Linked DNA regions of Homo sapiens: region 1 is linked to region 2. Evidence: chromatin loops called from intact Hi-C (ENCODE). Cell type or tissue: ovary. All regions are shown on one strand. Each heading gives the region's core, and the rest is flanking DNA. Links, peaks and the distances in the headings are about the cores only.

What was found. Peaks named below come from ENCODE experiments on the same cell type or tissue, not always from the same donor. Only the 100,000 strongest peaks of a DNase experiment are listed, where the experiment ranks them.
Region 1: it touches region 2 in a loop (2.4-fold over the local background); 50 of 110 quality-filtered maps call a loop at or near these places.

Annotation. Positions count from the first base shown.
Region 1 is chr17:28,702,819-28,705,718 of GRCh38, forward strand. It overlaps PROCA1 (protein interacting with cyclin A1), which reads right to left. Exons shown (of 5, transcript NM_001366301.1): 3 at 1,890-2,025; 4 at 1,489-1,617; 5 at 379-1,394. The coding sequence ends at 740. Among named protein-coding and RNA genes, the nearest start is that of PROCA1, 7.6 kb to the right of the region's middle. In ovary, for the core only: no CTCF peak of the experiment used is centred there; a DNase peak (open chromatin) is centred at 1,551.
Region 2 is chr17:28,653,487-28,656,386 of GRCh38, forward strand. SDF2 (stromal cell derived factor 2) reads right to left here. Exons shown (of 3, transcript NM_006923.4): 2 at 1,801-1,997. It also overlaps the pseudogene RPS12P28. Among named protein-coding and RNA genes, the nearest start is that of SDF2, 7.0 kb to the right of the region's middle. In ovary, for the core only: no CTCF peak of the experiment used is centred there; no DNase peak of the experiment used is centred there.

The DNA.
Region 1 (2,900 bases), core at 318-2,817, 50 kb after region 2:
GTCCCTGCCCCACTGCATTTTTTGTTCTGAACTCCTGCCATCCCTGTTTCTGCACAAGGGCTTCGTCTCACAGCTCTGTGAGTCAATGCTGGGAGAGTGGGGCCTCTGGCTCCCTTTCCTTTGCTTGGGGCTCAGCAGAGAAGTCAGAAAAGGCCACTGCTGCCCAGACGTGGCACACTCCCTCCCCTTGTTTTTCTTCATCAAGATCTGGGGGAAGGGGCCAGCTCTGCCAGGAACTCAAGTCAGCTCCCTTCAGCACAAAAGGGCTACAAGGGAGGAGCTAGACCACCAGCTGGGAAGGTCAGTCTCTGGTAGTACCACGAGCACCTTCTGCAGAGCCACTTAGAGGAGGGAAAGGCCAGGCACAGTGGCACAGAGTGGGTTAAAAAGTTCCGTTTATTGGGGGTATCGCTGCAGACAGTACTGCCTGTCCCAGAAGTGGATTTCACACAGACCAGTCTCTCGCAGCAGAGAGGGGAAGCCCTCCTTCCCACCCCAGATACACTCTTCCACCTTGTCCTAGCAGGTAGGAAGAAATAGGGCTGTGCCCCTTCCTTTCCCTCCCACCTGCCTTCCCATGGGCTTCCTTTGTGAAAGCTGGATTGCCTTTGAGAAACCCCTGCAGCCCTGAGCCCACCCCTTGCCCCGCAAGAAACAGCCAGGTTGGAGGGAGAGAACAGCAGCAGAGGGCCAGCCACAGGCTCGATGGCATTTATTCTGCACCCTGACCACCCTGGCCTCAACTGAGGTTGGGGTTTGATCCTGGGGGAGATTTTCTCTTGTTTACCTTCCTGGCTTGTGAGGGCTTTGCCCCTGTCTTTTTGGCCTGGACTGTGTTCTCTCTCTTCCTGGGCGATGATGATTCCACAATATCCTCGCTGGACAGTTCTCCCTGCCCCCGGCCATTGTAACTGTCCTCGCTCTCCAGCTCTTCCCGGCTTTCTGGGCTGGACTCGGACATCCTGGCCAGCTGTCTTGCGCTTAATGATCGGCTCACGTCTGGCGGGGAAGGCTCCAATTTAACCGGGCTTTTCTTCTTAGTCAACTGGCCTTTCTTGGCTTTTTTCTTCAGCTTTGCCTTCTCATCCATCTCCTCCTTGTCTTTCTCTTTTTCCTTTTTCTTCTTTACCTTCTTGATCACCTTGCTGCCCTGACCCTTCCCTGTGGGGCTCTCAGAGCGCCAGATGGTGATGGGCGCTGTGGAGTCAGGGGTACCAGTGGCCATGCTGGTGCCTAGGTCAGGGGAGGCGGTGGCGGGCCCCACCTGTGTCGGGATGGGGGGCTTGCTTTCCTCCTCCTCCTCTTCCTCTTCTTCATTTAGATCATCTGCCCCACACTCATGGTAGAGTGGATGGTGGATCACTGCCACAGAGACAGGTCTGTAGCTTTTGCACCTGGGAGAAGGGACAACGGGGGAAGTTTGACAGAGAGTGGGGGGCAGTGCCCTGTAGAGGCCCCTTCCCCATCAGCCCACCGGGGCTCACTCACCAGCCATACCGGAATCGCTCCACATGCTCCTCCTCCGGTGTGAGCTCAAAGCAAGGGGACTCGATGACATGGGAGCAGGTTGGGCCCGCGCCCCGGGAGCTGCTGCTATCCTCTGAAGAGTCCTTCAGCCTGCCACACATGGGACTCTCAGCCTGGCTCCCATCACTCCCCCAGGGACCCAGAGCCAGAAGCCTGAGGGACAGTGGGCTTCCGCTGGGCCTGCCTCAGGCCAACAGACCTCCTCCCCATTTCTCTTAGAGCAGAGCAAGGTGTGCAGAGCTGGGACTGGGCTGGCAGCACCAATTCAAAGCTGAAGAGGCAAACCAAAGGTTGAAGGGGAGACCACAATGAAAGTTCGGACCTGGCTCTGCCATGGGTCCCCCAAGGGGGCGGGCCCTCACCTAGAATTACAGTTGCAGTGGTTGACAGAGTGTAGGTGCAGGCTGTGGCGGACACAGTCAGAGGCGAAAGGGTAGATGATGTGCCCAGTGCACTGCTTGTGTCTCCAGCAGCACTTGTCAGGCTCCTTGCAGTCACCTGAGGGGGCAGGAGTCTGGGTCATCAGTAGCAGCCGCAGACCTCTGGGTCTTCCCACAGCTCAAGCTAAAACCTCACCAAATTCACCTGCCACCACCAGCTGTCCACCCCAAGAAGTGTTTCTGCTTCAGTAGTAGTAACTTGGCCGCAGAGTAACCCCATGTCCCAGCAAAGTGTCTGGTTCCATGTCTGATACACAGGAGACCCTTATCAAGCCCCCTGCAGTCCTGTGATTCCCTGTTACTTCTGTCCTCTCCCTCCAGTGGGAGGCCTCCACCAGCTCCTGCCTGCCCCTCAACCAGGTGCTGACAATGAGTGGCAGCCCTGCTCCACAAGGCGCCTGGTAGGAGAAGGCCCTCCTGCTATGGCACCCCACAGCCCCAGGAGCAGCAGAGCCGCAGCATCCTCAGTTCCTACACCTGCCCTGGCCCACGCTGATCTCTCACAGCCTGGCCAGGAGCTAAGGCCTGCATCATGCTCCTTAGCTTCTGACTCGTCCTTCCCTCCCCACTTCCCCCTCCTCCCTTCTCCTTCAAGCCCCTTTTTTTCTCCTGCCTGACACCTTTCTCACTCCCCTCCCTTCCCATGCCCCCTTCTTGATCCTTTCCCTGCTCTTCACTCAGCACCTTCCCACACTCTCCCCAGTCCCTAGAGCCCCAGGCTTTCGAATGACCCACCCCCAGCCTAAGCACCCTTTTAGGCAGCACAGAGACCACATCCCCTTTCCCAGGGCACAGGAAGAAGCTGCTGGGGTGAGAATTTGGGGTTAGGGAAAAGCCCTGGAGAAAGGCCCCCACCTCTGCTGCTCAGCTCAATGCCAGTCCTGAAGACAGGAGTTTCCCCGGTCTACCACCACTGCCTCACCTCTGACACTG
Region 2 (2,900 bases), core at 144-2,643:
GTGGTATTTTGGAATGGAAAAAGAACATTAGGTAAAAACTAAGGGACCGGGCACGGAGGCCTCACGCCTGTAATCCCAGCAGTTTGGGAGGCCAAGGTGGGTGGATCACAAGGTCAGGAGCTCGAGACCAACCTGGACAACATGGTGAAACCCCGTCTCTACTGAAAATACAAAAATCAGCCGGGCGTGGTGGCAGGCACCTGTAATCCCAGCTACTCAGGAGGCTGTGGCAAGAGAATAGCTTGAACCTGGGAGGCGGAGGTTGCAGTGAGCTGAGATCGCGCCATAGCACTCCAGCCTGGGACAGAGCGAGACTCTGTCTCAAAAAACAAAACAAAACAAAACAAAACAAGGGAATCAGAAAAAAACTATGGTCTTTAGTTAATAAAACTGTATCAATATTGCTTCATTAAATATAGCAAATTTACCCTTCGAAGGTAAGATATTAATAGGGAAAACTGCATACAGGGGCTGGGGACAGGGAAGGAGTCATTAAGGTGTCCACATCCCCTGACAACTCAAGGCTTAAAACAGTGGCACAAGGCTGGGTGTACTGGCTTATGCTTGTAATCCCAGCACTTTGGGAGGCTGAGGCAGGCAGATAGCTTGAGCTCAGGAGTTTGAGACCAGCCTAGGCAACATGGCAAAACCCCGTATCTACCAAAAAAAATACAAAAATTAGCCAGGCATGGTGGCGTGAGCCTGTAGTGAGGGCTGAGGTGGGAGAATTGCTTGAGCCCAGGAGGCTGAGGCTGCAGTGAGCAAGATCACACTACAACCTGGGTGACAGAGCAAGACCCTGTTTAAAAACAAAAAACAGTGACACAAAAGCAAATCTATTTTCCTAATGTAACTAGTTAGCATCATTAAAAAAAAAAAAAACACTGCAAGTTGGAAAACATTGGGTTTCTTTATTGCAGAATATCAGAACTTATGATATGCTGATGTATACCCAGTCTGTCTGTCCTTCCCATTTCTTGATTTGGTTTAGTTGTTGTCTCCACTTTGACCAGAAACAATTTTCTTCACACTTATAAAACAAAGCCGGCTGGGTGCAGTGGCTCATGCCTATAATCCCAACACTTCCAGGAGGCAGAGGCGGGTGGATCACCTGAGGTCAGGAGTTCGAGACCAGCCTGACCAATATGGTGAAAACCCATCTCTACTAAAAATACAAAAATCAGGCCAGGCGCGGTGACTTGCACTTGTAATCCCAGCACTTTGGGAGGCCGAAGTGGGCAGATCACAAGGTCAGGAGTTCGAGACCAGCCTGGCCAACACAGTGAAACCCCATCTCTACTAAAAATACAAAAAAAAAAATTAGCCAGGTGTGGTGGCACACGCCTGTAGTCCCAGCCACTCGGGCAGCTGAGGTGGGAGAACCGCTTGAACGCAGGAGGCAGAGGTTGCAATGAGCTGAGACCATGCCATTGCACTCCAGCCTGGGTGACAGAGTGAGACTCCATCTCAAAAAAATAAAAATAAAAACAAAAATTAGCCAGGCATGGTGGCATGCGCCTGTAATCCCAGCTACTTGGGAGACTGAGGCAGGAGACTTGCTTGAACCCAGAGGCGGAGGTTGCAGTGAGCCAAGATCATGCCACTGCACTGCAGCCTGGGTGACAGAGTGAGACTGCGTCTCAAAAACAACAAAAACCCACACAAAAATAGAGCCATTTCCCCAGGTCTGCACAAAAGAGAACATCTACACCTAGAAAAGAAACATTTAAGAACCAAGAGATCAAACAAGCACCCACTGAGTAATGCAGAGCAGCAACAATCCATCGAAAGCCACCTCACCTGGTTTCCAGAAAGAGGTGAAGTGAAGTGGTGACTATGGAGGTTTCGGCCAGTGTTGACATGTGTCAGCCGGATGGGCTGGCCACACTTGATGGGGGTTCCCCTCTCACACACTGTGGCACTCTTCCCCCGTATCCTCCAGTAACTGTTGCTGTCATCCACAGAGGTTACACCTGTCACTGACTGCTGCCCACTACCTGCAGTTAAGAAAAGAAAGGCAACTCTCTTTCTCTGCCATGGACAACATGCTCAGAGACAGAAGCTTGAGTGCGCTCAAGATTCACCTTCACCTGTAACCCACCACCATGACCAAGGAAGACACGCTGCTGGAGGTGTAATGGATATTAATACTGCTCTACAAGAGACTGAAGACCGCCCTCAGCCATGATGGCCTAGCAGGTGGAACCTGCAAAGCTGCCAAAGCCTTAGACAAGGGCCAAGCCCATCTTTGCGTGCTTGCATCCAAATGTGAAGAGCCTATGTATGTCAAGCTAGGGGTGGCCCTTTGTGCCGAACACCAAATCAACCCAATTAAGGTTGATGACCTTAAGAAACCAGAGACATGGCTAAGCCTTTGTAAAACTGATAGACAAGGAAAACTTTGTAAAGTGGTTGGTTGCAGTTGTGTCACAGTGAAGGGCTACAGCAAAGAATTTCAGGCCAAGGATGTGACTGTGTACTTCAAATGCAAGAAATTAACAAATAAATTTGGTACCCATTCCTCAAAAAAAAAAACAGCAAGTGAGCTCAGCCTCACCCTTCTTGCCTATGGCCAATATTGTGCCGTGTCATTAAACAGGTAAGAAGGGGTGGGGAGAAAAATGCTATGCTTGGCAATATTTTTTCTTCTACAACATTAAAATATTTATAAAAAATACAAATCATACTGGGCGTGGTGGCTCACGCTTGTAATCCCAGCACTCTGGGAGTGAAACTTGACCTCCCAAAGTGCTGGGATTGATGGTGAGCCACTGTGCCCAGCCTTTTTCTTCTTTTAAATAAAAAAAAAATTTTTTAGGCTGGGTGTGGTGGCTCACACCTGTAATCCTAGCACTTTTTGGGAGGCTGAGGCAGTTGGATTGCTTGAGCCCAGGAATTCA